Regions from separate parts of the Mus musculus genome. Here regions 1 and 2 are each linked to region 3. Evidence: chromatin loops called from intact Hi-C (ENCODE). Cell type or tissue: left cerebral cortex. All regions are shown on one strand. Links, peaks and the distances in the headings refer to the core of each region. The heading gives the core; the rest is flanking DNA.

The links. Hi-C counts contacts between places; a loop is a spot of excess contacts. Peaks named below come from ENCODE experiments on the same cell type or tissue, not always from the same donor. Only the 100,000 strongest peaks of a DNase experiment are listed, where the experiment ranks them.
Region 1: a loop joins it to region 3, with 4 times the contacts of the local background. A loop is called at or near these places in 29 of 42 quality-filtered maps.
Region 2: it touches region 3 in a loop (8-fold over the local background); 30 of 42 quality-filtered maps call a loop at or near these places.

What each region holds. Positions count from the first base shown.
Region 1 is chr7:34,260,693-34,271,633 of GRCm38, reverse strand. It overlaps Garre1 (granule associated Rac and RHOG effector 1), which reads left to right. Exons shown (of 14, transcript NM_172741.3): 3 at 7,884-8,081. Among named protein-coding and RNA genes, the nearest start is that of Gm12758, 32 kb to the right of the region's middle. RefSeq lists an enhancer at 1,841-6,479. In left cerebral cortex, for the core only: a CTCF peak has its summit at 5,421 (motif pointing left); DNase peaks (open chromatin) are centred at 2,590, 5,020 and 5,409; H3K27ac peaks cover 2,650 bases.
Region 2 is chr7:34,245,603-34,256,543 of GRCm38, reverse strand. Garre1 (granule associated Rac and RHOG effector 1) reads left to right here. Exons shown (of 14, transcript NM_172741.3): 7 at 1-132; 8 at 2,460-2,557; 9 at 8,312-8,437; 10 at 10,566-10,941. Among named protein-coding and RNA genes, the nearest start is that of Gm12758, 17 kb to the right of the region's middle. In left cerebral cortex, for the core only: a CTCF peak has its summit at 4,339 (motif pointing left); a DNase peak (open chromatin) is centred at 4,290; H3K27ac peaks cover 1,833 bases.
Region 3 is chr7:34,350,724-34,361,664 of GRCm38, reverse strand. Lsm14a (LSM14A mRNA processing body assembly factor) reads left to right here. Exons shown (of 11, transcript NM_025948.3): 5 at 3,723-3,899; 6 at 4,169-4,231; 7 at 7,818-8,000; 8 at 8,104-8,275; 9 at 10,148-10,379. Among named protein-coding and RNA genes, the nearest start is that of Gm12764, 32 kb to the left of the region's middle. In left cerebral cortex, for the core only: a CTCF peak has its summit at 5,838; a DNase peak (open chromatin) is centred at 5,881.

The sequences.
Region 1 (10,941 bases), core at 2,342-7,341, 89 kb after region 3:
TGGAGTGGAGTGGTTTGCATATAATTATTTGTTTTTTGTGTGAATGTGACTGCGGGCATGCACATATGCACTTGTAGGAATCAGAGAATGTCTGGGAGTTGGTTCTCACCTTCCTCCTTATCGAGGTAGGGTCACTTGTTTTTGCTACTGCCCCATATACTCTAGGCTAGCTGACTTGGAACTTCTGTCTCCCCCTCTCATCTCACCATAGTAGTGCTGGGTTATCAATGGATATTGCCACAACTGGTTTTTTGCATGGGTTCTGTGGATTAGGATTTTATACTTGGGCAGCATTTGTGTGGGTTTTTGTTTGTTTGGTTTACTTTGGTTTGGTTTGGTTTTTTGCAAGGCAAGGTTTCTCTGTGTAGTCCTAGCTGATCTAGAACTCCATCTGTAGACCAGGCTGTCCCCAGACTCAGAGATCTGCCTGCCTCTTCCTCCCGAGTACTGGGATTAAAGGTGCCCAACACCATTATTCAGGGTTTTTTTCTGTCTGTTTTGAGATAGGGTCTCTCAATATAGCTCCTGGGTGAGTAGATCGGGCTGGCCTTAGACTTAAAAAGATTTGCCTGCTTCTGCCTCTCAAGTGCTGGAATTATCTGTAATGCTGTGTGTGTGTGTGTGTGTGTGTGTGTGTGTGTGTGTGTAAGAGAGACAGAGAGAGAGACAGAGACAGTCAGAGATAGACTAACAGAGGCAGAGATGGGGGTGGGGAGGAAGGGAGAAGAGAATCAAAGATGCCCTCCAGGGTTTCTTTCTGTACCTGGGTCTCTTCCTAATACTGCTGTTACTAAGAACAGAAGGAAGAGATGCCTAGAATAATAGGTCTGGGATACTTGTTAAGGTGTGGTTTTCAGTAGATAGGTGAACACACTTTGAGAGAGGAGAGCTGAGGTCCACAGCAACAGAATATGGGAACTATGGGTTAATAGATGGTATTTAAAACTAGAAAACAGGATGCAGCAAGTGAGTGGTGCTGCAGCAAGCCTTAGAGTACTCCAGCATGTAGAGGTCAGAAGATGACTGGGAAGCAGCCAGGGAGTCTGAAACTGGATCAGCTGAAAAGCCAGGAGAGATTTAAGCCAGTACAGTATCTTGGATGTTGGATGTCAGACAAAGGAAATCAGTCAAGGCAGAGGTGGAGGCTCACCCTCTCCGCATTGCTGAGATAGGCTAGGCTTTTCTGACCTATCCAAGACTCACCAGAGAATCACTAGTTAGAAACTGTGGGGACGAGGGTGGAGGGGTCGTTAGTGTTTCTGATGGATGGGGGTGGGAGCTCTGAGTCTCAGTGAGGCAGCTCCTGAAGCACTGATTCAAGTTATGGTGTTTTGTTTTTTTATGTTGTTGAACCCAGCCTGGCTTCAAACTCATGCATTTGAATGATTCTCTTTCCTCAGCCTCCTGAAAAGCTGAGCCTACAGGTGTTTGCCATGCCTAGTTTTGAAGCATTCTTAAGGGCAATGACAACTTTTTAACAAAAATATACTTAGTTCAACAACAACAACAAAAATTCCTAAATTTTAGTGGGCTTGTAGGCCATACGATGTGTGGTGACTTGGATATATTTTCAATTTCTACCCCATAGAAACATACAATATAAATTTGGTTATGGAGAAAATTTACATCTGAAGTGGGGAAAGAGTTTAAGAACAGATATTGTCTTTGATTTACCATAATTAATGTGAATTTAGATACTTACCTTTTGTAGCCTTTCCCTGGATAATCTTTTTTTTTTTAAGTTGTATTAAGATTTTTTGCAATGAAGCTGAAACATGACTTCTTGTGAGGTTGGAGAGATGGCTCTGAGGTTAAGAGCAACCATTGTTCTTGAGGAGGACTTGAGTTTGGCTTCCCTGCATCCACGTTGGGTGCCTTACAACCATCTGTATGTAACTCTAGCTATAAGGGATTGTTTGGACTCTATGGGTACCTATACTTCTATGGACACACAACATATGCATATAGTTTTTTAAAAATCTTGAAAAAATGGCTAGGTGTACTAGAACAAACCTTTAATCCCAGAGTTTGAGAAAGCAGAGGCAAACTGATCTCTTTATGTCTGAATATGAGGCCAGCCAGGGCTACATTGTGAGACCTTGTCTCAAAAATAAGAACAAGATAGATTTCTTACATATTTAGCACATATAACATGGCAGTAAATTAGATTCAGGACCCTATGCATGCAAAAACAGGTGCTGTACTATTGACTCATAATAATTTATTTTGGGAAATGAACAACAAAACAACATATAATAACATCTAGATTTTACTAAAATACCCAAAGTATTTTATTTATTTATTCAGGAATAGTTAGTACTGTTTATTTTTTAGCAGAATCCCTACCCCTCCAAGCCCTGTCCAGTTAAAAGTGAAGATGTATCACCGTCAAAGGCTTTGCATGTCATGGTGCTTAGCCCATGTGGCAGGCAGGAGCTCAGAAACCACCTCTGCTGTTTTTACTGGCAATATAGCAGCTTGTCCAGGTCAGAATGTTCTTTTGTCTGAACATGTGGTGTTGTAGGCATATGCTGACTTTATTACATTTTCTGGTTGTTCCACCTTATGTATAGCTTGGCTTTTCTCTGTGATTGAAAATTCTGGCTGCAAAAAGATTTGTAGATTTTTTTTGTTAATCAAGGAACCACACCCCTGGGATGGAAATCTGAGTCTTGCGTGATCAACAAGCATTCTCCCACAGTACAGCACCAGCTTGTCAGTGTTTGCATGCTATTTTCAGTAAGCTTGGTTTTTTTTTTCCCCATTTTTAACCTGTAGTGCAGTTTTCATAAGTACTTTCCATAGTCTTCAAGTAGTCTGTGTTCTCTGTTTCTCCTGAGACACATTTAGATGGCAGTATCAAGGTCTGGTCTGTGGGTTGGGTCATTGTGTAATGACTCTGGAATTACCATATAGACAATAAGCTGTATTCAAAACAAGGTTGTGAACACTGAAAATGAAATGGAATGCGTAAGGTATATAAGTACTGGAGAGAGGGAAATGATGGAATGGCTTTGGAATTTCAATTGGAAGCAGCCAGTCTGGCAACTTGCTTTCACTCTAGAGACTTTTTGTCTGGTCAGACATAAGGTACAGAATGGCTTAGTTTTTGCAGGGATCTAAGAAAGATGAATTGTTGAATGGAGTTGAGCAGAGCAGTGAACTTTTGGGTTCTTCCATCTGTGTTAATATGGAAAAAAAGTAAGCTGTTTTGGGAGATGAGGTTGACCTAGGCATCCACAGTTCCATTCACAAGCAGGTAGAAAGTGCTGTAGGAAGGAATGGCTGTAACAAAATTTCAGAACATAGAGGTTGACCCTCAACAACTATGATGGTACAGAAAGGATGTCTTAGTTCTCAAACAGGATGGACTTAAATTAGAACCCTTTGTAATCTGCTTAAGCTATAAAACTTACTGAGAAGAAAGAGGGTGTGGTGGCCCCAGGCCTATAAACTCAGTACAAGGTCACCCTTGTACTAGTGAGGCTACACTAGTGAGGCCAGTCCAGATGAGTTGTTGCCTCAAGAAACATACAAGAGGTGTAGAGAGATGGCTGCTTTTGGAGAAGACCTGAGTTCAGTTCCCAGCACCTACATGGCAGTTCATACTTTTTGTAATTCCAGTTCCAAACCCTCTTCTGGCCTTTTCAGGCACTAGGCATACACTGGGGTATAGATATATGTGTAGACAAACACACAGATAAAAATAAAATATTAACAGCAACATTAAACAACCAAACAGGTACACCAAGAAGAGAGGGACTCTGGTTATACCCATGTCTACAGTGTGGTAGATACTGTGCATACAGTATAAGAGAATAAGAAGGTTCATGTGCGCAACTGTTCTGCTTTGAGACCTAGTCTCACTCTGTAATCCACGTAGATTTTGAGTTTGTGGATCTCATGTCTCAGCCTCCTGAGTGCTAGGATTACAGGCATATACCATGGCACCAGGCTTGTGATATACCCGTCTTGGCCATCAGGAATTTCCAGTAAGCAGGGTTCTGTTTCAGTAGCTCCCTAACGATTATCTGCTTCCAGAATGTCTTCTCTTTAGTACCTACCCACTGTTGTTTTTATATCCTGGATCTTGTCACAGGCAGACAGGGCAACCTGGTGGTCAGAAATGTCTTTTAGAGTGAGACAGACATTCCTCACTTAAACCTACTTGACATTAAGCAAATTTATCTTTTTAAGCCTGTTTTGTCATATGTAAAATGGGTTACTTTACCATGTGTGTGGCTCCTGGCATGGGTTAAGGTGGTGGCTGTTGGTAGAGCTTCAGTGCTATTTTATACTTAAGTACCTGGCCTTGACTGTTCCACTCACCCATTCTCCAGCTTATCCAATCTGTTCTGCAGCCTTACATGCCCTGAGTCTGTGAGCTGAGAGAGCTGTCTGTGACCCTGGGACACATTCTTCCAAACCTGTGTGAGGACAGTCCCCAAGAACTGGCCCATCCCTGAGTCAAGGAGGGTGAGGTCTATTAAGGGCGTTGAGGGCTGAGCCAGGAAAGGAGATGAGATAAAGGGTGAGCAGAGACAGGAGCTTTGTCCTCTCAGAAGGTGATGTTTATGTGTCTGTTACTTGAGGTGACATTTTATAATAAGTAGTCACTGAAACCAGTTTCCAAGAGTCGGGCTAACTACTGGTTAGGTTGGCCTTTAATTATTTACAACGTGTATTTTGTCACAATCTTAATTGGGTTTATGCTTTACCCATCGTGGGAAAGAAGAGGGCAGTTCTTACAGAGAAGAACTGCAGCTTAAATGACTCATCTAAGGTCAGGTACATAATAAAGAGCAAAGACAGCAGACTGACAGCAGGATTCCACCTCCACCTCTCTAGCAGTGCATTAGGAGGACCCACCCCAGCCCCATGCTTCTGTGATCCAGATACCAGGCTTCACTGCCATTTCTCAGAGTGTTCCTTTCAGAGTAGGAAGTGAAGCTTTCTTCCTTGGTTTATCCTCAGAGAGCCTTTTCCTCACCACCTGCCAGGCAGCTTGTTCTCCAGCTGCATCTGACCTTGTGTCTATTTATGGCTTTGTTGTCTCTTAGCCCTATTAGGATGTAACCCTCCTGAGCACAGGGATTTTCTCATCCTCTTTCCTGTGTACCCTCAGGATTTTTGAGCTTTGTACATATTAGGCATTCATGTATTATATATTTATTATTAGAAGGAGCAAGTAATTTTCATTGGTCAGAAGCTGGGAGAATGTGACCCCAGAGCAGCATGGCAACTTCACTTACCCTCCATTTCTTTCTCCCATAGCTTGCTAAGAGGCCAAGAAAGAGGGGAGAGAGTGTGACCTGGAGGAGCCACCCAGCTCCTCTGTCGCTATAGGGAGCTTCCTGGTGCCCTTAGCCGGTGCCAGTTAAGACTGAATTTCTGTTGTGTGCCTGGTCCAGTGCTGCCACCCTCTGTCTGTTTGGATATTGAAAGTGTTGAAGACAAGAGGACATACTTGCTAAAATCGTAGAAGCTGAACACTGAATGAAGAGACTGTTCTGCTTGTTTGTTTTGTAACCTTTGTGCCTGGTTTCATAACTTGTCTAGCCTTAGTCTTTTTCTCTGTAACATAGAGATGACTTCATAGGGGTATTCTGGGATTTGTGACACAACCCATATGAACTCTGTAGTGTAGACCAAGTACATGCTGAATGCTTAGTTAAAGCCGACTGGTAGTGTGTATGGTACTAGACAGAGGGCGTGTATTCATGTCAGGAGTCTCTAGCTGGATTCTTAGGTCTGTGTCCCTCACCCTACCCTTCATAGCCGTAGCCTTAGTAGGGAGGAGCTCTGAGGAAAGGGGCAGTGGAAACCTAGGAGGTAGAATTCAGCTTTGATTTAGCTGTTCACTTAGAGGGTGGACACTTTAATATGAGCTTATTGTTTGTTTGTTTTTTGCTCTAGTTTTGGATGAAACTTTAAATTAACATGTTTGCTCTGGTGCTTTCTACAGGGGAGAAATCTTTTAGAGAGAATAGGTATTGGGAGCTGGCCTGTCCCAGTTTCTGTAGCAAAGCAGCTCTGTTGTGTGATGCTGGATTGGGTTTATGGTTAAGGGCAGCATCTGACTTAGATGTGGCTGAGTCTTTAGGCTGCTCCAAGGTACAAGATGGGGTGAGAGCGTCGGGACTCTAATGGATGTTAAATCTTTGAGAAAGGAGTGCAGACAGTTGGAGCAGCTGGGGTCTCACCAGATTGCCCAGGCAGACTTTGAACTTTCAATTCTCCAAGCTCAGGGTCTTTTTCAGCTAGCAGTTTCTCCTGCTTTTTAGAGAAAAACATAGGAAATCAACAAACATCACAGCTGTGCCCAAGTTAGAAAACCAGACTGGGAGTTGTACACTCCTGAAATCTAAGAAATTCAGGAGACTGAGGCAGGGGGATTGCAAGTCCAAAGCCAGCCTGAGCTACTTAGTGAGACCCTCCTGTATAAAGTACAAAGATAAAACGGAAGGAGGATGTTAGCTCTTCCTCATTCTGCTCCAGGCCCTGGGGATAGCTTCAGTACCACCAAAAACATACAGAGAAAGTAAGAGGGGGGGGGGGAGGTGGCAGTGGTGCAAACCTTTAGTACTAGCACTTAGAGGGGACAGAGACAGGTGGATCTCTGAGTTTGAGGCCAACCTGGTTTACAGATTGAATTCCTGGACCCTGTCTCCTGAAAAAGGGGGTGGGGGAGGAAGTCAAGTCACTAGGAAGCAAGAAAGGGAACAGCTTCCCTGGTCTCCAAGCAAATAATCTTTCATGGCTTAAAATGTTCATTTAACATTTTAACAATTTAGAACATTTGTCTATTAGCAGTGGGATTTGGGCTTCTATTATTGTTTTGAAGCAGGGGAACAGTGGCTTCTAACTCTCTTTGTAGACCAGGCTGGTCTTGAACTCATGATGCACCTACTTAAGTCTTCCAAGTGCTAGAATTACCTGAATATATCGCCATATCTGTCAGATTTATTGTTTGAAAAAAAATTCTGGCTGGACATGGTGGCATGTGCATTTAAATCCAGGGCTTGGTAGCCAGAAGCAGGCAGATTGCTGTGAGTTTGAGACCAGCCTGTCCTACAGAGTGAGTTCCAGGACAGACAGTTCCAGTGAGATCCTATTTGAATTATTAACTAGCCAACCAACCACTGATAGTGTCAGATTAGTGGGTTTCTGCCTTGTTGATAGCATTATCTCCTATGTTTTGTTGACTCCTGGAAAACTGGTCTGTCAGCTTTGTTTTGTAATGAGTAGGAGGAACACAACAAACAACTGTATTCATAACAATATTAGCACAGCACTGAAACAACCAGTATCTTTGAATTTCATTCCCAATGGAATGTTTTCTTCTAGGTCAAACCAACCTTTCAGATTTTTACTCACATACCATGACTTTTCCTTTGCGTTCTGAATACTCTGTGGCCACAATTGAGATTATGAATGGCTCGGACCCACAGGAACTCAAAGACAGTCTAGACTCGGGAAGTGAGGACAGGTGGGGGGAAGTTGGAAGACCCACTTGTGCCTGAGGCTTACTGCTTGCTTTGAAATGTTTTGTTTTGTTTTTTTCAGACAGGGTTTCTCTGTATAGCCCTGGCTGTCCTGGAACTCACTTTGTAGACCAGGCTGGCCTCGAACTCAGAAATCCGCCTGCCTCTGCCTCCTGAGTGCTGGGACTAAAGGCGTGAGCCACCACACCTGGCTCTTTGAAATGTTTTGACTTCTAAATTTCTAGTATCAAGGCCCAATAGGCAGGCACTTGTAAAGCAGGGGGACTTTTTAGCATTGCATGCTTTTATGATTGCCAGTCTGTTGACAGTTGAGGAGTTACTGCACTAATCCATGAGCAACCCACAGCCTAAAATCCCCTTGCTCTTTTGTTTTCACAGGTGTTGGGGCGATGTTTCTTGACAGTGGTGCAAGTCCATTTCCAGTTTTTGACCCACGCCTTGCAGAAAGTCCAGCCGGTGGCTCACTCTTGCTTTGCTGAGGTAGTTGTGCCAGAAAAAAAGAACAGCAGTCTGTCTGGCATGGGCCACACACCTGAACTGGAGGAAGCTGTGCGATCCTGGCGAGGGGCAGCTGAGGTAACTGACCTGGGAGAGGCTGCTGGGATTCTTTGACTGTTGGCTCCCAGGAGAGACACTTGCTTTTAGACATTAAGTTGTAAACTTACCACTAGCTTGCTGCTTCTTCTTCTTCTTTTTTTTTTTTCCTTTTTCTTTTTTTCTTTTTCTTTTTTTTTTTTTCCTAGACAGGGTTTCTCTGTATAGTCCTGGCTGTCCTGGAACTCACTCTGTAGACCAGGCAGCCTTGAACTCAGGGCATGCAGGCAGGGATGGGGAGCAGGAGAGAACAAACTGCAGTGGCAAATGCAAGAAAGTGCGATGATGAAACCTATTACTATATATGCCAACTCCAAAACTTCATAAAAATGAATAGAAAAAGATGCTTAGCTGAACTAATCTTAGGTCCTCATTTATCATTTTTTTTGCATGTGATCTTAGCCATTTTCCTATTAATTTATTTGACACATGAAGCCTTTTATTTTTTAATGATCAGAAGCTACCCAGCACAGCCTCACTAGTGGGTAGAGAAGCTTGAGCGGGATAGAATGGCATAGTGATCAGATTTGGGGAGGGACATGCCAGTGTCCAATGAGCATTCTCCTCTGGGCTTCTGGTGCCCGTACAACCTCTTGGATGAGGACCTGCTTTAGAAGTTTACTGCTGGCCATCTTCAAACCTTTTCATGGAGCATCCTGCCTAGTATACAGTTCTTCCTCTGGCCACTCTAGCATGGTATTCTCTAGTCCAGTGGTTCTCAGCCAGGGTCTCAGTCCTCTTCAGGGGTTGAATGACCCTTTTACAAGATACCTAAGACTATCCAAAACCACAGATATTTACATAATTTATTGCAGTAGCGAAATTACAATTATGAAGTAGCAACAAAATAATTTTATGGCTGGGGGGGGGGTCATCACAACATGAGGGACTATATTAAAGGGCTGTAGCATTGGGAAGGTTGAGACTTCTCTACACCCAGAACTTAAACTTGGATATTAACAAGTCAGAAATAGTTTTTCAATTGGCAGGGTGGTTCAATTGGTGAAGGTGTTTGCGATAGAACCTGATTGTGCTGACTTTCATGAGTTATACACACAGGCATGCAGGCACACACATAGAAAAAGTTAAAAAAAGAAATTGCTCTTTATAAAGTCAGTCTGTCTCTTCCCTTCTTCTTCCTCCCCCTTTTATTTTTCGAGACAGTATTTTGTTGAATAGCCCAGGCAGGCCTCAAACTTGTAATGCTTCTGTCTCAGCCTCCCAAGTGCTGGGGTTATTTATAGGTATCTATCACTATACTCCACTTATTTATTTTTAATAATAAATACACCTTCATATATGTTAGTGCACCACATGTGTACAGTCTTTGAGAAACCCAACCAGAAGAGGGCATCAATTTCCCCGGAACACAAGTTATAGGTGGTTGTGAGCCACCATATAGTTGCTGAGAATTGAACTTGGGTCCTCTGGAAGTGCTCTTAACCACTGAGCGCTGCTTTCAGCCCTGGTTTGTTTTTTAGTCAGGGTCTTCATCAATGGCAGCATGTGTTTTGTAAGCATTTTAACACATACATGCAAATGTATATGGTCTTTTGATAGGAAAGTATTATGTTGAAAAACCTGGAGGGTACTGTTGCCATAGGAGAAGAGGCTGAGAAGACTCAACTACATAGTCTCATCAGTGTTCCGCCTGAGGCAGGAGGCAGGAGGCAGTTTCCAGAGCCGCTGCAGTTGCCAGTAGCATTGCATTCTTCATCAGCCAGATCCCACACTTCATAGAGACCTGCAGGCCTGCAGACACTTTGAAATGAGACCCACAGATCACAGTGATGGCTAACACAGCAAGAGTTAAATCTGTATTGTTAGTGGCCCTGCTGCACTTAGAACTATCTGACAGCCTGGCAGAACTATCTGACGGTGGTGGCGGTGGTGGCACACACCTTTAATCCCAGCACTTGGGAGGCAGAGGCAGGCAAATTTCTGAGTTCAAGGCCAGCCTGGTCTACAAAGTGAGTTCTAAGACAGCCAGGGCTATACAGAGAAACCCTGTCTTGGGAAAAAAAACAAAAACAAAAACAAAAAAAACTATTCGACATTACATACAGGATTGAGGCCATTTGGTAGTTTTGGTTTTTGTTGTTGTTTTTAAAGAATAATTCTCTATCTGCTTCTCAAAGTTTTTATTAAAGCGATATATGCCTTCTCTCTAAGTATCTTAAACCATGGCCACAATGCTTGATAATCTAATTGAAAGAGATAGGAAGATAGCAGTTGAAGTCATAAGGCAGAAATTTTTCACAGGCTCATAGCAGCCCACAAAGCCCACACTGAATAACATGCATTACAGTGATTACTATAGGGAGCAGCACAGTGGAGTGGTCCCCTGGGTTATGGTCTGACCCAAGGTAAGCTTAAGCTGGACTGTGGCACTCAGTACTACCACTCAAGCCTGAAGTCCAGCAGAGGAGCCTAGACAGCACTCTAAAGCTGTGCACTCCTTTTCTGCTGCATTTCAGTGGCTCTCTTGCTAACACCTCTTTCCTAGTGAGAAAAAGGAAAAGTAAAACCTTCCAAGATGGCCTCACAAAGACTTGCTATTTTACTTTATATAGAGAGTACATAATCTTCGTGTATGGTTAAGGAGTGTATGTATGTTATTTCCTAGATGATTTGAATTACCCCACAGTTAATTTGCAGTGTATTGCCTTTTGTTATGGACCTAAAGCCAGGCATGGTAGCAAATACCTGTGTCACAGCACTTGGGAGGTGAAGCAGGAGGATCAGGAGCTCAATCAAGGTCATCCTTACTTAGTGCATTCAAGGCCATCTTAGGATATATGAGACCTTAGGATATTTATGTTTCAAAACAAAAATAAGTGAA
Region 2 (10,941 bases), core at 1,896-6,895, 100 kb after region 3:
GCAGGCTGCTACAATGGAATCACACCTAGGGATGATCTTCCTGTGACTGAAGTCCTGAATCAGGTGTGCCCGTCCATGTGGCGGGGTGCCTGTAAGACTGCTGTGCAGCTGCTGTTCGGCCAGGCAGGGCTGGTGAGTATATGTGAGAGCATGAGAGCACAATGCAAAACACTGCACAGACTGAGGCAAAAGGAAGAGTTGGAGGCTAGCCTGAGATACATAGGAAGACCCTGCTCTCTCTTCAGAACTGAAAGTTTTGTTGTTTGTTTGTTTTAATACCTTTGTAACCTGTATTTGCTGGGAATCTATTTACAAAATGGTGATGTTGTACGCTTTCCTCATCTTAGAGTAACAAACACATTAGTACTGCCTGTGTGGGCCTTGACTGGCCTGACTGATCTGCAGCAACACTGGAGTTTCCTGTTGCTCAAGTGAGCTGGGCTGGTGGCCTCCTATCTCAGTCCTCTGTACTCTGCCTGTTCTCTGACCTCTCTAAATGTGGCTTGTTCTTCTCACCTTTACAGGTCAGCCCCTGTAAAGGTGAGCTAGGGCCCCAACCCAATCATTTCCTATCCTAGCTCTCTGCCCATTACCTTTTGTACAAGAAAGTGGCAGTATCTGCTTCAGGTAAAAATCTATCTTTTACCTGTCAGAGAAAAGGGAAGGAAAATAAAAACTAAAGAAACTTCAGGTGAAGTCAGACCAGGTCCAGAGCTCAGCATCTGTGATCACTGTTAGCTTTTATTGTCTGCCATGTCGACCCAAGTAGCTTGTATGTACTAGATTCTGCCTCATATTCATGGTTTGAGAGTGAGACCCTGTCTAAAAAATAAATAAATAAAAAACTTTTTTATAGGTACTCTTTGTAGTCTGATTTCTGCTTTATTCATGAAAAAAAAACAGATTAAAATTGTCTTTGTCCCTGTTTCATGCAGATTACTTCAGAGACAGTGTACAGACCTGGGCTCCATTTCCTTGAAGATTCATATAGAAAGAAAAGCAAGAAACAAGGGTCACTCTGCTAACCTATAATAGAGAGACTGAGCCAGTTTCCTGGAGACCAGGACTGTGTCAGCTGAAGCTGGCACTATGGCAATGTGTGCTCCAGAACACAGAGTACAGCAGGAGAAGGCAGTTTTGAGAAATCAGTTTAAGCTAAGGGGTGGGGGGAGTGTAATTATACGCAGAATCCAGGAACTTTTTACTTCCCTACCATTGATGGTAGGGCCTTTGTTGTAGCTGACAAAGGCGTTTAGGACCATAGCCATAGGAGGAGGAGAGAGGAAACACCTGTCAGGTCCAACAAAGGCTGTTCCTTGGACAGGAAATGTTTCTCAAAGGTCCAGCCATAAGAACCCTGTTTATTTATAACCGTGGAAATGAACACACTGGAAGCTGTGTTTGGAATCATGAAAAGTACCTATGCGTAGCTTAACTCCTTCCAAAATGGAGATGTGTTTTTCTACTAGTGAGCCATATCCCCAGCCCTTGAATTTGTAGTCTTTCTGCCTCACCCTTGTAAGGAGCTTAGAAAACAGGTCTGCATCACTGGGCCCAGCTTGGTTCAGTTTCTGACATCTTTTTTTTCTTTCACGTATATAACGTTTAAAAAAACAAAAACACTAAAATAGCTGTGTAGTGGTGCATACCTTTAATCTCAGCATTCAGGAGGTAGAGGCAGAGGCAGAGGCAGGTGGATCCCCGAATTTGAGGCCAGCCTGGTTTATTGAGCAAGGTCTAGGACAGCCATAGCTATACAGAGAAACACTGTCTTGAAAAGATCAAAACAAGAACAAACTCCTAAAATAAAAGATGCATCAACTCTCTTCCCTTTCTCTTTCTCTTATCCTTCACTTTCTTTTTCTCTTTTTTCCAGTCCTTTCCCATTTAAAGTTTTATCTTAGGACTTTATTTTTAAGTTAAATTTTGTGTGTGTGTATTATCTTTGGAGGCCAAATGAGAGCATTGGATCTCCTGGAACTAGAGTTGCAGGTGGCAGTGAGCAAGCAGCCTGATATGTGTGTTGGGACTCAAGTCCTCTGAAAGAACAGGAAGTACTCTCAACATATGAGCCAGCTCTCCAGACTTATTTATTTCTTCATTTTGAGACAGGGTCACATATTGCACAGGCTGACTGCAAACTCATCCATCTGCCATGGCCTCACAGGTGTTGGGATGACAGAAATATACAACCACATTTATCTTGAATAATTTGTAATTAGAACAACTACAGTGTAGAAAATGCCTACAAAATCGAGTAGACCCCACAATTAGAGTTTGGTTTCTGTGTGTTTGCGCATCATTGCTTGCTGTTATCTCTGGGGGTCTCACTGGTCTCACTGCAGTGCAGATGTGCTGCAGACAGTTCTGCCGGTTACTGAGTGACTAATACGCTTATGTATTTGAATGTTTGATACTGAAATCTCTCTGAACTGCGGTTGTCTTTGTTTCTTTTCTAGGTGGTTGTTGACACAGCACAGATTGAAAATAAAGAAGCCTATGCACCCCAGATCAGTCTTGAAGGTTCCAGAATTGTGGTTCAAGTCCCATCCACATGGTAACATGACTCTTTTTAATAGAAGCCTAAACTCTGAAGGCTGTGTATCTTTCACATCTTTGCAACCTGACATAGTAGTGCTTGCTACCTGTGCACTTCTCAGGTAGCAGGGCGGTGTTGGAGTCTGTTTGGCTTGGCTATGATGGTGAATCTAAGACCTCTGAGAAAGAGCTCCTTTGACCACAGGCAACTGGCATATAAGTAATAGACCATAATGAGCAGTGTTATCTTCTTACTGAAGCCACAGGGTTTAGTGTCTTTTGCTCTCACTGAGTCACCCTTTATTTTTCTAAAGCTGAGGAGAGACTAGAATTTTCTCTCAAGTCTATCTTTTCAGTTACAACCCTGATAAGCTTGAGCTTATATCATTATATATTCATTCTCATTGTAAATCTGGGGACAAACAAAACTGTTTTTTGTTATATTTGTAACACTTCAAAAGATAAAGGGTTATTCATAGTTTGTTTTCTAAGACAAAAGCTCCTATAAACAAGGAAGCAGGCCAGGGATATGACCTCATACATGAGGAAAGAAGACACTGCACAAGGAGATGAGAAAAGGTGTAACCTCACAGTGATCACAGCAAGTAAAGGGAAAGATCAAAAGATTCATTTTGCCCTAAAATAATTAGTTTCACTTAGATAGCAGTAAGGGATATTGGCAAGTACTGGTTTGAGCTATATTACAGAAAAACAGGCCAAGAGACTTTTGGATTGAGAAGCAACCACACAAGGTTTTTGGAGAAAAGTGTATACAGAAAATGAAGCTGAAGCTGAATTGTTTTTTTAATATATTTATGTGGAGGGCAGTGGACACCTTGCAGGAAGAGTCCATTCTCTCCCTCTGTCTTTGTAGATTCTGGGGACTGGATTCAGGTCATTAGATTTGCTGGCAAATGCCTTTACTGGCTGAGTCATCTTTTTAACCCTCTAATAACTCTCAGTGTCTGTCTGTCTGTCTATCTTGAGATGGTGTCTCACGTATTCCAGGCTTGTTTAAACTTGCTTTGTAGTGAAGGGCAACCTTGTAGCTAAGGATAGCCTTGAACTTCTGATCCTCCTGCTTCCACCTCCTAAGTGTTGGGATTATAGGTATGCATTGCCAAGCTCAGTTTTACAGGATGCTGGGGACCAAACCCAGGCATTCTGGGCCAGCACTCTGCAATTTGAATTCCTAATTTAATTCTCATTCAAAAGTTTTTATTATTGTTGTTGAGACAGAGTCTTACATAAACATAGGGTGGCCTAAAAGCCCACTGTGTATCTAAACATGACCTTGAACTCCTGATTCTTTTGCCTCCACCTCTTGAACTGGGATTACCTATGTATGTTATCATACCTAGCTCATTGGAAAACATTGACCTTATATGGATTCTCATTTTGAGAAAAACAGACATAACTTATATAGAATTGGGTGATCATAAACAGCTTCTACAAAGCTAGTTTATTTTCTACCTTGGGTCAGAGGTGATTGGCAGCTCCAAGTCTTTAAAGCCTGGTTTCTCAAACTTTGAAGGTAGCAGACCCCTGAGAGCCAGCTGAAGATGGAGATTTCTGACACTCAGGGGATGCTGGCAATCTGCATGCTTAATAAGCACCTCAGGTAATCCTGGTGCAGGTGGCCAGAGGCCACACTTGGGAAAACACAGTCTGCATGTGGGAAAGGCATGAGGCCTGCAGGCTGAGAACAAAACTGACAGAACACTCACTGCCTGTGTGGTTCATTTCCTTTGTAATTTACTGTACCTTCTGAAATGGCATCTGTTACTGCTTGCAAAGGCTCCCTCTGCTGTCTGCTTTTTGTAATGATAAAAATTGGTTTTTGCTTTGAGGTTTTCTTTTGTTTTGTTTTTTCTCTTGGAAAGCCAAGATCAAGTGTCTGACATGAAATGCTAGAGACCAGAAGTATTTCCGATTCCAGCCGTTTTGGTTTTGTTTTGAAAGTATTTGCCCATGGGTATGATGAGGTATTGTGAGAATGAAGTGTAAATACATGATCACCTGTGTTTCAGACTGCTGTGCCCTAGGCCAGTGCTGGTTTTGCATAGTATTACATAGTATTTGTGGTGCTCTGAATTTTCACTGTGACCTTGCACTTGAGATCATCTGTGGAATTCTTCTCTTGTGTTGTCACTGTAGCATCAGAAAGTTTGTATTTTGAACATTTCCTGTTTTTGGGTTAGAGATGTTGGGCCTGTACAAGTATGTGCTCATTGGGAATGCTGAAGTGGGAGTGTTACTTCATTTTTAGGAAAATAATTGTCAGCAAACTAATCAAGAGTTTATTCAGCCAACCATGGGTGTACATGTCTGTCTTGCTGTCCCTTAGGAGGCTGACAGAGGATCCTTAAGCTTACACCATTATGGGTTACAGAAACAAGACACCCTTCCCCCTGTGTCTGTCTCTCACAAACATGCACATATTTTTTAAAAGACTTATTTATTTATGGTGGGAAAAAAAGTGTATATTTAGAATTAGCCATCTGGACTCAGTTTAGATGACCCCAATCTTGTTGGCAACATCTAGAGCATCATAATCAAGAGCTAAGCGAACATACGCCTTCTTCTCTCTGTCAGGCCTTGTCAGGGTATGGACTTTGGCCACATCAATGTCATAGAGTTTCTTCACGGCCTCTTTGATCTGGTGCTTGATGGCCTTGACATCCACAATGAACACAAGCATGTTGTAGTCCTTTATTTTCTTCATGGCTGACTCGGTGGTCAGTGGGAATTTGATGATAGCACAGTGGTCAAGCTTGTTTCTTCTGGGTGCACTATTTCGAGGATATTTTGGCTGCCTTTGGAGCCACAGGGTCTTGGGTCCGCTGAAAGGTGGGTGACTTTCTGATCTTTTTTTGTGGCTATGGTCGCCTTTTAGCACCACCTTCTTAGCTCTCAAGGCTTTGGCTTTGGGAGGGGCAGGAGCTTCCTTCTTCGCTTTCGGTACCATCTTGGTGAAAAGGGTGGCTTTTATTGCATACACTCTGTGCTGTACAGATGGCTGTGAGCCATCATGTGGTTGTTGGAAATTGAACTCAGGACCTCCGCTCTCTCTGGCCCAAAGATTTTATTTTTTATTATTATATGTAAGTACTGTAGCTGTCTTTAGACACACCAGAAGAGGGCGTTGTATCTCACTACAGATGGTTATGAGCCACCTTATGGTTGCTGGGATTCGAACTCAGGACCTTCGGAAGAGCAGTCAGTGCTCTTACCTGCTGAGCCATCTCACCAGACCAACACATACATGTGTTATTACATTATCCACACATGCCAATATATGACATAACAGCAGGAGGATGACTTTTGGATGATGAGTGGGGAGTTACAGAAGCAAATACAGTGAGCAAAGCACAGTGGCAGGGGTGTATGGCATGTCATAGCGCAGCATGGGCCAGCAAACAAGATCAATGTGTAAAGCACCTAATGAGTGAGGGGGAAGATCTACTTTATCGCCTGTACCCATGTGAGAGTGGCCAAGGACCAACTCCACATAAGTGTGTAGCACAGAGAACACACCTTTTTTTTTTTTTTTTTTTTTTAATGGAACATGGCTGTAGGGGTGGAAAGGTGGCTCAGTGGTTAAGAGCACTAGCTGCTCTTCCAGAGGACCTAGGTTCAATTCCCAGCACCCACAAGGCAGCTCATGGCTGTCTTTAGCTCCAGGATACCATACCCTCACATAGACATATGTGCAGGCAAAACACCAATGCACATAAAACAAAAAAAGAAAGAAGAAGGAACCCTGGCTGGCAAGATGGCTCAACTATTAAGAAGACTTACTGTAGAGGACCTGAGTTTAATTCCCACACTGAGTAGTTCATAGCCATCTGTAATTCTATTCCAGGGAATCTAATGCTTCTGGTCTCCTTAGACACTGATAGTCACCTGTACAGACTCACACACATTCATAATTAAAAAAAATAAAGCCAGGCGTAGTGGTGTAGCCTTTAATCTTAGCACTCAGAAGAAGAAGAGATAAGAGACCTTGTGAGTTTGAGGTCAGCCAGGACTATGTAATGCGATCTTATCTCAAATAATAAGAATAAATAATAAGTCTTAAGAATTATTTTGTATGAAAGTTGGTTTTAGGGGGCTGGTGAGATGGCTCAGTGGGTAAGAGCACCCGACTGCTCTTCTGAAGGTCCAGAGTTCAAATCCCAGCAACCACATGGTGGTTCATAACCATCCGTAACAAGATCTGACTCCCTCTTCTGGTGTGTCTGAAGACAGCTACAGTGTACTTACATATAATAATAAATAAATCTTTAAAAAAAAAACTTTTCATGATTCTTAAAAAAAAAAAAAAGAAAGTTGGTTTTAAAAAGTTAATCCTGGGGCTGGAGAGATGGCTCAGCGGTTAAGAGCACTGACTGCTCTTCTGAAGGTCCTGAGTTCAATTCCTGGCAACCACATGATGGCTCACAACCATCCATAATGAGATCTGGCACCCTCTTCTGGAGTGTCTGAAGACAGCTACAGTGTACTTACATATAATAAATAAATAAATCTTTAAAAAAAAAAAAAGAAAAAAAAGTTAATCCCAGTACTCAGGAATTAAGGGCAGGAGGACCAGTTGTGTAGCAAGTTTAAGGCCAACCTGGACTACATGAGCTTCTAACAGAACAAACAAAACCCTGTGAGATGACTAAACAGACGCTTGACCCCAAGCCTGATAAGTTGAGCGTAATTCTTGGGACCCATATGGTGGAAGGAGGAAACCAGCTCCTACACATTCTCCTCACATGGCCCTTTGCACTCGTGTCCATCTCCACACACACACACAGAATGCACACATGCACACACACAGTAAATGTTCAAACAAACAATCTTATATAAAGGCCTCTAAGCCTGACAGCCTCAGCTCAATTCCTGGAGCCCATTGGTAGAAGGAAAGAGCCGGCTCCTGATAGTAGCCTTCTAACCTCTGTTTGGGTCCATCCATTTATACTCATATACACACAATAAGTGACGTAAATGTATAAAGCCAGGGATGGTGGAGCACAGCTTTAATCCCAGCACTTGGGAGGCACAAGTAGGCAAATCTCTTGAGTTTGGAGTCACCCTTGTGTAGAGTTAGTTCCAGGACAACCATGGCTACACAGAGAAACCCTGTCTTGTAGGGTCTCACTGAAGCTGCAGGATATCCATTCAGCTAGAGTGACCTACTATCTAATGAGCTTCAGGGACCGAGCTGCCTTCATCCCCAGCCACCCTAACAGAAGCTGCAGTTATATCCCTGCTCTGCTTTTTTCAGGGCTTCTGGGCATTCCAAGTCAGACTCACTCACATGCACACACATATTGGTGTATGCACAAGTGTTTTCCTCTTACAATGGAACGTTTAGCTTACTTTAGATGTGTTCTTATACAGCCATGCTGCCCTGTATGCATCATATGTTGCCTAAGTATTCTCTTTATTAGAGCTTGGTCCTACTGAGAAACCCGTGGTACCTCTGTCTCCTCTCCTTTTGCAGAGGACTTGGTGTACTCACTAGGTTGCTTGGTTGTTGGACTCCCTAGTTTTTTTTTCTTTGTTGCTTTGGCTGTCCTATGATACCTATGTATACCAGAATAGTCTTAAACTCACAGAGATCTTCCTGCTGGGACTAAAAGACACATGCACCACCACACCCAGCACTCCCGAGCTCTTTTTGGGTGCTAGAAGTACTTAAGTTGTAGTGTCTTTCATAATGCTTTGAACACCTTTTCAGAGAAGTATTGGTCAGGACTAACATGACTTGGTTTGTGTCTAGGTGCTTAAAGGAAGATCCTGCTACCATGTCCCTGCTGCAGAGGAGCCTGGATCCCGAGAAGACCCTAGGTCTGGTGGATGTGCTTTACACAGCCGTGCTAGACCTAAACCGCTGGAGAACAGGGAGGTTGGTGTCTCCTGCACTTACATGAGGGAGCTATACATATGGTTTGCGTTTTAGATCCATAGCCAGGAAGCAGTGTAGCCACATACAATCCAACTCATGTAAGCTCCTGCCTCTGAGAGTATGTGGGTAAATAAAGCAAGATAGAGAACTTTTTAGTAACTTTATTTCAAGATGGGTCAGACATGCAGATGAGATACAAGAAGTTCTTCATTATCCACATTTCTTAACCTGTTAATACTTGGCCTTCCTTGTTTTAATCATGGAGTATGGTCATGGAGAGAACTCTTAACCCAGTTCTCATTCCCAGACGCAAAAGCAGAGAAATGCTTACAACATTTTCTTGTATTCTTCATGAAGTTTATTTGCATGTAGAAATAGCTGAGTTACAAATGTTCTCTGTGAGTTGCTCGTTTTAACACTGGCAGAAATCTTAAACATTTACCCATGCCCTCATCTCTTTTCCTTTCCTCTCCTGACAGACTATCTTATTTGTACCTCAGGGTGGCCTTAAACTTACTATGTAGTCCAAATTGTCTTGAACTTTTGCAAGCATTTTGTCTCAACTCCTAGCGATAAGAAGTCATCACACAAAGCCAGGCGTGGTGGTGCACGCCTTTAATCCCAGCACTCTGGAGTCAGAGGCAGGAAGATTTCTGAGTTCGAGGCCAGCCTGGTCTACAAAGTGAGTTCCAGGACAGCCAGGGCTATACAGAGAAACCCTGTCTTGGGGGGGAAAAAAAAAAAGAAGTCATCACACTCAGCTTTCTCCTCCTAAGGCGAGTTCAGTGCAGTATCTTGTCAAGAGTTACAGCAGCCAGCTGCCTTGTCTCCTGATTCATGGCATTTTTTATATCTGTTGTAGAAAGAGTATTCAGGGCCCAGTGTGGTGACAAATACCTTTAATTCCAGCACTCAGAGGCAAACTGATCTCTAAATTCAAGGTCAACAGGCCTGGTCTATGTGGTTTGTTTCAGAAAACCAAAAGAAAGAAAAGAGGGTGGGGAAGAGTACTCAGAAATTCATGGAAGGAACAGCTGTGCATGCCACAGCAGCAATGCAGAGTGGCCATAAGCCTCCTCCCCACCACCCCTACCATTTGCATGTATCCATTGTTTCTCTGCTGAATCTCTTTGTACCACCACACTAGCCAGGCTTTGCTCTCCTGTCCTGCAGTTAGCTTTCATTCAGCTCCAGATGCTACTGTTGTACAGCCTTGAGTGAGACACTGAGTAGTCATTTATGTATAGAGCACATGAACCCAGGACCTGCCTGACCAAGTTTACCTTCTGTTGCTCTGATAAATATAGCACTATCAAAAGCAACTAGGGGGGGACTGGAGAGATGGCTCAGCGGTTAAGAGCACTGACTGCTCTACCAGAGGTCCTGAGTTCAATTTTCCGCAACCACATGGTGGCTCAAAACCATCTGTAATGGGATCCGATGCCCTCTTCTGCTGTATCTGTAAACATCTACAGTGTTTACATATACAGTGTAAACATATACAGTGTATACATATATGTGTGTGTATATGTATGTCTATATATGTATGTGTGTGTGTATATATATATATATATATACATACTCATATGTGTGTGTATGTATGTATATGTGTGTGTGTGTGTGTATGTATGTATGTATATATATATCTTTAAAAAACAAAAAAACCCAAATGGGGAAAGGGGTTGTTTGGCTTACAGATCCTAGAATCCATCACCTAGCCAAGGCAAGAACCTGGAGGCAGGAGCGTTCTTATACAACCCAGAATCACTGGCCCAGGGGTGGCACTGCTCACAGTGGCATGTGCCCTCATCAATCAAAGATAATAGGATTGCCTCTCAATTCCTCTCCAATTCCAAGATAATTAGCATGTATCAGGTTGACAAAAACAAACTTTTAAAAACACCATCCAAGACTCCAAACTCAGGCAAGTTCTTGCCGGTCTCCACTCTTTCCTCCCTGTCTCCTTGTAGCTTACTTGCTCACTGCAGTGCTGGGACTTAAAACACCATGATGCCAGTAATCAATGTCTAGTAATCAATAGTATCCATCCTCAGGCTAGCAATCAATACAAAAAAGTCTTGTTCTCCAACTTTTTCTCTTGTTGTTTTTTTTTCCCCTGTTGAAATAGGGAACAAGCTTTACCCTGTATACAGATCCAGCTGCAAAGGGATATCTGCGATTTTGGGAATCAGGCTGACCTGCCTTCTGGAAATGGAAGCAAATCCTCGGGACTGCAGAAGACTTTCTCCAAACTGACATCCCGGTTCACAAAGAAAGTGTCATGCACCAACTCTGGCAGCACACACTATTCCAAAAACATCTTCACAGCTGGGTGTTCAGAGGAAAGGGCCAAAATGATGGGCAATAATATTGATACACGGTTACAGAGCATTTTGAACATTGGTAACTTCCCTAGGACTACAGACCCTTCACAGTCGTCTCAGAATTCCAGTAATCCAATGGTCAATGGCTTTCTCCTGGAGAGACGTGAGAACTTCCTGCAT
Region 3 (10,941 bases), core at 3,304-8,303:
CAACCATCCGTAATGACATCTGACTCTCTCCTGGTGTGTCTGAAGACAGCTACAATGTACTTACATATAAAATAAATAAATAAATAATAAATCTTTAAAACAAACAAACAAAAAAAAGTGCAGTGCTGGAAACCGCTCTGCTGTAAATATAAAGTGTAAATGGCTGGTGGTATAGTCTAGCCATAGAGCACTCCCTAGCTGTATGATGATCTGGGTTTGAGCCTCAGGACAGCTGAAATGTGGGGAAGGGGTGGGATTAAGTAGATGATTGGTATTTCTAGGTTAGTCAGGGCAGTGGTGATACATGCCTTTAGTCTCAGTGCTTGGAAGGCAGAAGCAGGTGGGACTTTGAGTTCAAGGCTAGCCTGGTCTACATAGCCTAGGACAGCCAAGGCTACAAGGAGAAACTCAAACAAAACAAAACAAAACAAAAAAGATTTCTAGATTAAATTGTAGTGGAGAAAGGTTGGTTATTTCCATAAGTGACGGTGTGTTATAGTTTAATAAAAGTAAGGCTGAGTTCCTTCATTCATACTGAAGCCTTGAAAACAGAAGTGTTTTTATTAAATTTTGATTGGATATTTACATAAATCTGTGACACAGAAAGCCTAAGAATTATTTAAATTTCACCAACTAAAATATTTGAATGTCAGAGGCTGGACAGCTCTTGCAAAGTACCTATATCAGGTAGCTCAGCCCCACAGGAAATTTCTCCAGGGGCATCTGACACCTTCTGGCTTTCTCAAGCATTGTGCACGACACAAACACATTATGGGATAAAAATAAAATACAGGTTTTTTTCCAAAAAATAATGAAGCTGGAAGTGGTGGTACACACCTTTAATCCCAGCACTTTGGATGATGCAGAAGCTATGGAGCTGTTAGTTCCTGACTAGTGAGGGCTACACAGTGAGACACTGTCTCAAAAAAAAAAAAAGTTTCTGATTTTCACACCAAACACATTAGATTTCCTTTTAACTCTATGATAAGAATGTGATCCTCACTCAAGGAGTTGGGGTTTTTTTTTTTTTTGTTTTTTTTGCATTTTCTGAAGATATTTCTGGATTTATTTATTTGTAGCAAAATTAACACTGTGATTAGTAAGTTGTTAGGAAAAAGAAAAAGAATATGCAGCCAATGAGTCAGTAACTCGTTCTGTATGCTCTTGTGTTTACTGCTGTACTACTTCAGAATCACAGGCTTTCTTCTCAGAAAAGCAATGATAAAAGATAAATCTGAAAGGTCATTTGGTAGACTATTATAAAATGAGCTGCAGCAGTAGGCTTTTCTCAATCTTAACCCTCCAAGCTGCTTGTGATTTCACCTATAATCCCAGCGTACGGAAAGCTGAGGCAGGAATATTGTGGGTTCAAAGCTAGCTGTATCTACTTAACAAGAACTTGGTCTAAAGGGGGAAAAAGAAAAGAAACTTGACTCTTTGAAAACTGTGCACAATGGCATATGCCTGTGACTTCTTGCTGCATAGGCAACTACATTGGGAGCTGAGGCAGAAAGATCATTTGGGTGCAGATACTCAGTGCCAGCCTGAGCAGCTTAGCCACTCCCTATCTCAAACATCACTTACCACTCCCTTCATAAGTATTATAAGCTGTTTCTTATGAGCTAAAATATTATAGCCATAAAGAATGAAAACTTAACAGTGGTTCTATTAATAGTACTGTATATTTACAGTGTCTCTGGTAACTAAGCTTTTCACTAAAGTAACTTGCCATTAATGTCTGGAAATATGTAAACATCGTTATTGCACACTTGGAGGACCTGGGGAATTGTCCCTGGGATTCCGAGTACTCTATGACCAGAGGTGGGTCAGCATTCACCCTTTTCCCCAGGTGACCTAGCATGCACTGTAGCATTCCTGGGGATTTTCTTTTTTAAAATGAACGTAATTTTTAAGCAAAAATCCCCCATTTTAGTACAATATCATGAAATCTAAGATCTTTAGAAATGTAGAGCAAATGCTACAGGAACAAAAAACATGAGTAGAGTATTTAATGTCATTCTGACCTCATAGAAGGAAAAATGGAATTTGATAAGTCAAACTTACGATAAACAGAGACATGACAAGAGACCGTTAAGATAACTTAGGAATGAGATGAGACCACCCTGCAATTCTCAGAAAGCTTTTTTTTTTCCCTTTTTTTCTGGCTTTTTAAAAATTCTGTAGATGGTCCATCCTTTTGTCTCAGCTCCAAACTTTGTCTCTGTAACTCCTTCCATGGATGATTGTTTCCAATTCTAAGAAGGGGCAAAGTGTCCACACTTTGGTCTTGTTCTTCTTCAGTTTCATGTGTTTTGCAAATTGTATCTTATATCTCAGGTATACTAAGTTTCTGGGCTAATATCCACTTATCAGTGAGTACATATCATTTGAGTTCTTTTGTGATTGTGTTACCTCACTCAGGATGATGCCCTCCAGGTCCATCTATTTGCCTAGGAATTTCATAAATTCATTTTTTTAATAGCTGAGTAGTACTCCATTGTGTAAATAATTAGCCTCCAAACGATGACACCATTGCATACACTAGCAAGCATTGGCTGAAAGGACCCTGATATAACTGTCTCTTGTGAGACTAGGCTGGGGCCTAGCAAACACATAAGTGGATGCTCACAGTCAGCTATTGGATGGAGCACAGGGCCCCCAATGGAGGAGCTAGAGAAAGTACCCAAGGAGCTAAAGAGATCTGCAACCCTGTAGGTGTAACATTATGAACTAAGCAGTACCCTGGAGCTTTTGACTCTTGCTGCATATGTATCAAAAGATGACCTAGTCAGCCATCACTGGAAAGAGAGGCCCATTGGACATGCAAACTTTATATGCCCCAGTACAGGGGAACACCAGTGCCAAAAAGTGGGGATGGGTGGGTAGGGGAGTGGGGGGGAGGGTATGGGGGACTTTTGGGATAGCATTCTAAATGTAATTGAGGAAAATATGTAATAATAAAAAATATTTTAAAAAAAAATTCTGACGTTTAATTACCTAAACTTGTAAGGCTTGTAAAAACCCATCATCTAAAAAAAACAAAACAAAACAAAACAATAACAAACCATCATCTATTGGGCTGGAGAAATGGCTCAGTGGTTAAGAGCACTGACTGCTCTTCAGAGGTCCTGAGTTCAATTCCCAGCAACCACATGGTGGCTCACAACCATCCATAATTGGGTCTGATGCCACCTTCTGGTGTGTGTGAAGATAGTGAGTGTACTCACATATAAAATAAATAAATCTTTAAAAAATGATAATAATTCTTATTTCTTTAAAAAAATCTACCTGCCTTGCTTTATTGTTGTTTACATTCTTGTAGCAGACCTTTCTGCTTAGTCATTGACATGGACATGCGTAACTGGAATCCTAGCACCTAGGTGTTGGAGACAGGCCTATGTGAGATTCTGTCTCCAAAAAGGAGAGGAAAAGAAAGCCTCCATTTGACATGCCTGCTCTGTGATCTGTGCTGATATTCAAGTCATGCAGGAGTGTTACTTTGGGGGGGGGGGGTGATGGTGTTGTTGGGGGTTTTGTTTCATTAGCTTAATAACCAGCCCATTGAAGATAACCAGGTTTAAACACTGGTTTAATAAAATGAATTCAGTTTTATGCTAAGGATTTAAATTGGCAGAATAAAATTCTATACTTACTTTTATAAGGTCTAAATGGTTTTGAAATCCCAGGTTAGGGTAGTTTATTATCTTTTGGTTACATTTTAGGTCGATCAAGCCCTCAGTTAGACCCTTTGAGAAAAAGTCCAACCATGGAACAAGCAGTACAGACCGCCTCGGCCCACTTACCTGCTCCAGCACCTGTTGGGAGAAGGAGCCCTGTACCAGCCAGGCCTTTGCCACCTACCAGCCAGAAAGCAATAGACAACCAAGAGCACAGGCGAGGTAGAACTGAGCTGTTTCCTGTTCCTGCACTGTGATCGTTCTCATCTCCTCATGACACCAGGAGTGTTACTTTATATGAATGGTGCTAGCAGGTTGAAGCTGAACTTTATTTTAATAGTGTTCAGTCTTTCAAATTTGATTCTAAGTGGTGTGTGTATGTGTGTGTGTGTGTTATGGATATTGCAGGTGTTCTCATCTCCCCCATTCTAATGTTATAAATGTTTTTGGTTATATATTATTGATTTGTTACTTTGTATATCTTTTTATAGCTGAAGTACACAAAGTCCCAAGGCCAGAAAATGAGCAACTCAGAAATGACAAGAGGCAAGTAGGTAAGTTACCTGGATCTAATTGGTTTGGGTTTGTTTGATTTGAGGGGGTTGGTTGGTTGGTTGGTTGTGACAGGTCCTCACTGTGTAGCTCTGGCTGCCTTGGAACTTTGCCTTCCAAGTGCTGGGATTTAAAAATATGCGTTACCATAGCCAGCAGCTACCTGGATCTGAATGCCATATGCCATGGATCTCAATAAGAGGAACTATTTCAAAAATGCATATTTGCTACAAAAAGAAAAAAGGTAGGAGTTGTGAACCTCAAAGGACTGACCCCAAGGGGAATGGATTTGTTGTAAGTCTGTTCTTATAGCAAACTGTTGCTGGCCTCTACATAAATACATGCCTGAAGATGCTTGTCAGAAATTAGTAACATCTGAGTAAGATCCATAGTTTGGTTAATTAAACTCTGACAGTGTGTGCTCTCTAGGTTTGCTGGTGTGCAGCAGTCAAATGTTACTGTTGGGAACAAAGCTGGAATGAACTGTAGCACCACAATGTGCTTTTCTTTTCATTCTTATATCTGTAGTTAAGTTAATTTTTCTGAAGTACTATTTTTCTGGAATGGATTGTACTTGACAATACACAGTTGTCTTTGAGTTTGGCGTAGATGTACATCTTCTTGTGTATGTGTGCATGCGGGTACCCTCTTCTGGTGTGTCTGAAGACAGCGACAGTGTACTCACATAGGTGAAATAAATAAGTCTTTTTTTTTTTTTTTTTAAAGATTTATTTATTTATTATATGTAAGTACATTGTAGCTGTCTTCAAACACTCCAGAAGAGGGAGTCAGATCTCGTTACGGATGGTTGTGAGCCACCATGTGGTTGCTGGGATTTGAACTCTGGACCTTCGGAAGAACAGTCGGGTGCTCTAACCCTCTGAGCCATCTCACCAGCCCCAAATAAGTCTTTTTAAAAAAAAAAAAAAAAGAGGGCATCAGATCCCATTACAGATGGTTGTGAGCCACCATGTGGTTGCTGGGAATTGAACTCAGGACCTTTGGAAGCGCAGTCAGTGCTCTTAGCTGCTGAGCCATCTCTCTAGCCCCTGTAAATGAATTTAAGTGTATAAGCGTTCTTTTTTTACTTGTACTTGTTTGAGTGCTGAAAAGAGCCTTTTCCTTCCTTCACTGCCTGTGTCCCTGTTGCTTTCCTTGTAGTTTCAGGTGTGTGTGTGTTGTGGAGTACTTGGTATGGTTTAAACAGGGAAGCCTCTTCCCACAGTCATTGCTACACTTTATCATGTGGACGTTATCTAAGGGGCTGTACAGATGCCTCCGCGTCAGAGCTCTTGCTTCTCTTACAGAGGAGCAGGGTTTGCTTCCTAGCACCACACCTGGTGGTCTCATAACTCCAGCTACATCTAGGGAATCCAGCACCCTCTTCTGACTCTGCAGGCACATACACATCATACACATAAATAAAAACAATCGATCGTTTAATAACATGTGAAATGATAAGTAAATTTATCTTAACAGTATCCTCCAAAACTCATCACCAGTATCAGAGATAAAACTTAATGGTAGAATGCTTGCCTAATATCAGGGAGCCTTAGGTCTCCATTATCACAGAAACAAAAGATAAACTAAAAGCTTCACTACCCTCCTCCACCACTAAGGGTCACTAACAGAACAGTGAATTTTCTTGCAGTTTCTCCTTGGATTTTACACACATAGGTGTTCTTTTTGTAGAACTTTAAGGTGAATCTGCTTGTTTCCTGGCATGTAACTGAGTTACTTTTAGTAATAATATTGAGTGTGTTAAACACCTGCTAACCGGCCGGGCAGTGGTGGTGCATGCCTTTAATCCCAGCACTTGGGAGGCAGAAGCAGGCGGATTTCTGAGTTCGAGACCAGCCTGGTTTACAAAGTGAGTTCCAGGACAGCCAGGGCTACACAGAGAAACCCTGTCTCGAAAAGACAAAAAACAAACAAAAATACCTGCTTACCTAGATATGTCTGGACGTGCTGCTAGGTGGGTTTATCCTCAAACTCAGGCAGTTTGCCATCCTCACCAAACAATGAGCACAAGCCTGTTACTCTGTAGTCACTTCTGTTTTTTTTGTCTGTATATTACAAAATTCATATAACTATTCAATTTGTACTTCATGAAATTAATCCTGCTTTGTTTTCTGCATGTTTTTAAGTTAAAGTCACACCAAGAACTACTCCAGATTCTGGGTTATTTTACTCTTAGACACACATGTGTTGGATATGTGGGGTCACAAGTTTTCACTATGAATTTTTCTACTTTATGCTGTTTATTATATCTCAGATGATTGGCTGGAATCCTGTGGTGGTGTTATAGAAAGAGAACACATAGATTCAGGAACCTGAATACATGGAACCAGGTAGAGGGAAAAACTGAAAGCAGGAAGTTCTTAGAGCCAGTAAGGACTGGTGCTTCTCTGTTGTTTTATCTGAATTGTAAGAAACACCTCCCTACCTTGCTGTCTGTGCTGATTAGTGTTCACTTACATTTTTATTGTACATCTTGTTTCCTGTTACCCATTCCACAAAGAACCTGGCACTTGGGTTTGAGGGAATAGGGCAGAAAGAAGAACAGAGCTTTCTAGAGCCTGGGTAAATATAGTGGAGAAGGCCTCAAATCTGTTGATTATACATCTATTTGTTGTGCTCTTCATAAAAACAACTATAAAAGTTATATTAAAGTTACATAAAATCTATGCTGTTTTTCATGTGCATACTAACTTTTAGCAACTTAATTCTTTTTGTTCTCTGTGTGTGTGTGTGTGTGTATGTGTGTGTGTGTGTGTGTGTGTGTGTGTGTTTATTTATGCGTATGGGCATATGTGTGCTATATTGCACCTGTAGAGGTTAGAAGATTTGCAGGAGTGCTTTGTTTTGTTTTTAATTTGTGTATATGTGCCAATGTGCACACTATCAATATGGAGGTCAGTGGACAGCTGTGGAAGTCAGTTCTCTTTCCACCATATGGGTCCGAGAGATTATACTGGGATTATCAGGCTTGACCGTAGCAACTTTATCCGCTAAGCAATCTTCTTGGGGATTGTTGTTTTAAGATTTTTTTTTCTTTAAAAAAAATGCATGTTTTGCCTGCATATTTGTATGCGTAGAGCAAGTGCCTGGTTTTAGCAGAGTCAGAAGAAGGCATCATTCACTCCCTAGAACTGGAGTTTTGAATGTGAGCCACCATGTGAGTGCTGAGAATTAAACCCAGGTTCTCTGCAAGAACAGCCGATGTCCTTAATCACAAACCCTCTCTCTAACCCACCCCCATTTCTTTTTTTCTTTTTTCTTTTTTCTTTTTTTTTTTTACAGGATTTCTCTGTGTAGCTCTGGCTGTCCTGGAACTCACTTTGTAGACCAGGCTGGCCTCGAACTCAGAAATCCGCCTGCCTCTGCCTCTCGAGTGCTGGGATTAGAGGCGTGCGCCACCACCGCTCGGCTCCATCCCCATTTCTTATTTGTATAAAAATACATCTATACTGTACAAATAGAGTTTAAACATTTATGTTATAGATCATTTCATACAAAGACCACAGTGTTATTCTAAACGAGCTAATACATACTGAATGTTATTATAAATATTCTTTATTAATATAGTTCCTGGAGTTCCTTCTGCTCCAAGAAGAGGACGTGGGGGTCATCGAGGTGGCAGGGGAAGATTTGGTATCCGTCGAGATGGTCCAATGAAATTTGAGAAAGACTTTGACTTTGAAAGTGCAAATGCACAATTTAACAAGGAGGAAATTGACAGAGAGTTTCATAATAAACTTAAACTGAAAGGTAAATTTTATTTTTCTACTCAAAAATGATTAACTTGATCTTTGAGTTAAAGATGGTTTACAACTTAGATGTGTAAAGTCTTAACTTGCATGTTTTTCCTTAGAAGATAAACTTGAGAAACAAGAGAAACCTGTAAACGGTGAAGACAAAGGAGACTCAGGAGTCGACACTCAGAACAGTGAAGGGAATGCTGATGAGGAAGATCCCCTTGGGCCCAACTGCTACTATGACAAGACCAAGTCCTTCTTTGACAACATCTCTTGTGATGATAATAGGTACTGGGTTCTGTAAGATTTATTCAGTTATATTTTATGTATATTGTTTTAGTGTTTTGTCTGCATGTTTGTTCATGTACCCGTGCATATAGTGCCCACAGGGCCAGAAAAGGTCATCCAGACCCCTTGGAATTGAAGGCGGAGATGGTTGTGAGCAGCCATGTGGGAGCTTGAGATTTAACCTAGATCCTCTGGAAGAGCCAGGGCTCTTAACTATTGAGCCATCTCTCCAGGCCTCACAGTTGTTGTTGTTGTTGTGTGTGTGTATGTGTTTGTTTTTGTTTCCTAAAAAAATTTACTATTTAAAAGTTTTTGATTCTTTCTGTGTCTGTTTGTGTGCATGCATTCTATGGAGTAGGTGTGAAAGTCAGAGGACAACCTAGAGAAATCTGTTTTCTCCTCCTACCATGTAGTTTTTCCAGGGATGAAACCCAGAAATTTGCTTGAGTCTTCATCCACAGAGCCATTTTACCAGCCCAAAAGTTGTAAATTTAAAAAAAGTGAAAGCTAGGGATGTAGTTAATGGAGGACTACTTGCCTAGCATATGCAAGGCCCTGGGTTTTATCCTAGTGACACAAAAAAGAAAAAGAATCATAGGCTTTAACCTGTAATCCCAGCACTTGAGTAAGATGGAGTCAGGAGGACAGGGGTTTAGGTTATACCTAGGGCTAGCCTAGGTTATGAGAGATCCTGTCCTGAAAAAAAAAAACAACAACAAAAAACACACTATTGTTTAAAGATGTAGTCACACCTAGATATTAGTTAAACAGCATTTGTGTAACATAAACCTTTTCGTTATCTGTCTATATTATATTCAAATGAAACCAGACCCAAGTGGAAAATACTTCTTCAGAATGGAATCATACAGTAAAACTCTGACATATTACAGTTAAAGAAGATCCAGAAGCCGGGCGTGGTGGTACACGCCTTTAATCCCAGCACTCAGGAGGCAGAGGCAGGCGGATTTCTGAGTTTGAGGCCAGCCTGTTCTACAAAGTGAGTTCCAGGACAACCAGGACTATACAGAGAAAAACCAAAAAAAGAAAAAGAAAAAAAAAAAAAAGAAGAAGATCCAGAAAATTTCTAATTGTCAAAAAGAAATGACTTAGCACATTAAGCTAAGAGCTGCAGAAGTCTGCTGCCCGCATCACATTGCCTTTGTCCTGACTGTAGCTCAGTGCCCCCTGGAGGCAACTGTTGGCTTCAGTGTAAATATGGACAGGGAGGCCTGAGTGCTAGTAGGCTGGATGATTGGTGGAACAGTGTAGGCACTTGCTGGGTTAATTTCATCAGGTCCAGAGATTGAGCTAGGATACTAGGACCTCCATCTCTACCAAGGCTTTCCCTACCAGCTCTGTCCTCTCTTCTGTGGCTTGAGTGAAATCAATCACAAGTCCTTTGGGTCTTAATTATCTTCATATGAAAGCCTTTAGCATCTTTTTTTCTTTTTCTTTTTTTTTTTTTTTGTTTTGTTTTGTTTTGTTTTTGTTTTTTCGAGACAGGGTTTTTTTCTCTGTGTAGCCCTGGCTGTCCTGGAACTCACTCTGTAGACCAGGCTGGCCTCAAACTCAGAAACCTGCTTGCCTCTGCCTCCCAAGTCCTGGGATTAAAGGCGTGCGCCACCACTGCCCAGCTCTTTAGCATCTATCAATTGTATTTATAAGAAACAAGCCTCTGTGTCATGTGAAAGCATACTGCAGGAGTGTACAGAGCTTGCATGCCATTAGAGCTGGGAGAGTCTAGATTGCCTGCTCTTATTTCTTCAATTGAGCTCGAGAAATCAATTAAATGTGTCAGGAATTGGGGCTGCATAGATTTGCTGAAAGATGCACTTTTTGGGTTGATGTGCTAATGTCCCTCTTACATAACAGAGAAAGGAGACCAACTTGGGCTGAAGAAAGAAGGTTAAATGCTGAAACTTTTGGCATCCCGCTTCGTCCAAACCGTGGCCGTGGAGGCTACCGAGGCAGAGGAGGCCTTGGCTTCCGTGGTGGCAGAGGGCGTGGTAGTGGCCGAGGAGGAACCTTCACTGCCCCTCGAGGGTTTCGTGCTGGATTCAGAGGCGCTCGTGGTGGTAGGGAGTTTGCAGACTTTGAATATAGGGTAAGTATAGCTGCATGCTGTGGGGATGGCATTCAGAACGTTTTACTTTTATCTATTTTCGCAGAATCATTTTTAAAACATTAGAATAACTTTTAGTTTAACTTCCTGGAGAATATACATGTATGATTAGATTATTTATTTTAATTTAAAGGACAGTGATTTCTTGGCTAATGAATAGGAAAGAGCTGAGTGTGGGTGATGCATGCCTTTAATCTCAGCACTGGAGGATCTCTGAATTCCAAGACAGCCAGAGCCACATAGTGAGACTTGTCTCAAAGAAAAAGAATAATATATTAAGTAATTAAATCGTATTGGACTAAGCAGTAGCTGGAGTGCTGCCTGAAGCCTAACTGCTCTTTCAGCCAAAGGAAGGAAGAATAGGAAGGTGACGGTTTGTCTTTTTATTAGAGCCATGAGTCTAGATATCATGAACCAGGAAAATCTCTTAAACACTCCCTCCACACAAGAAAAAAGGATGATCTGCTATGCCAAGCGTGGTGGCGCACACCTTTAATCCCAGCACTTGGGAGGCAAAGGCAGGCGGATTTCTGAGTTCGAGGCC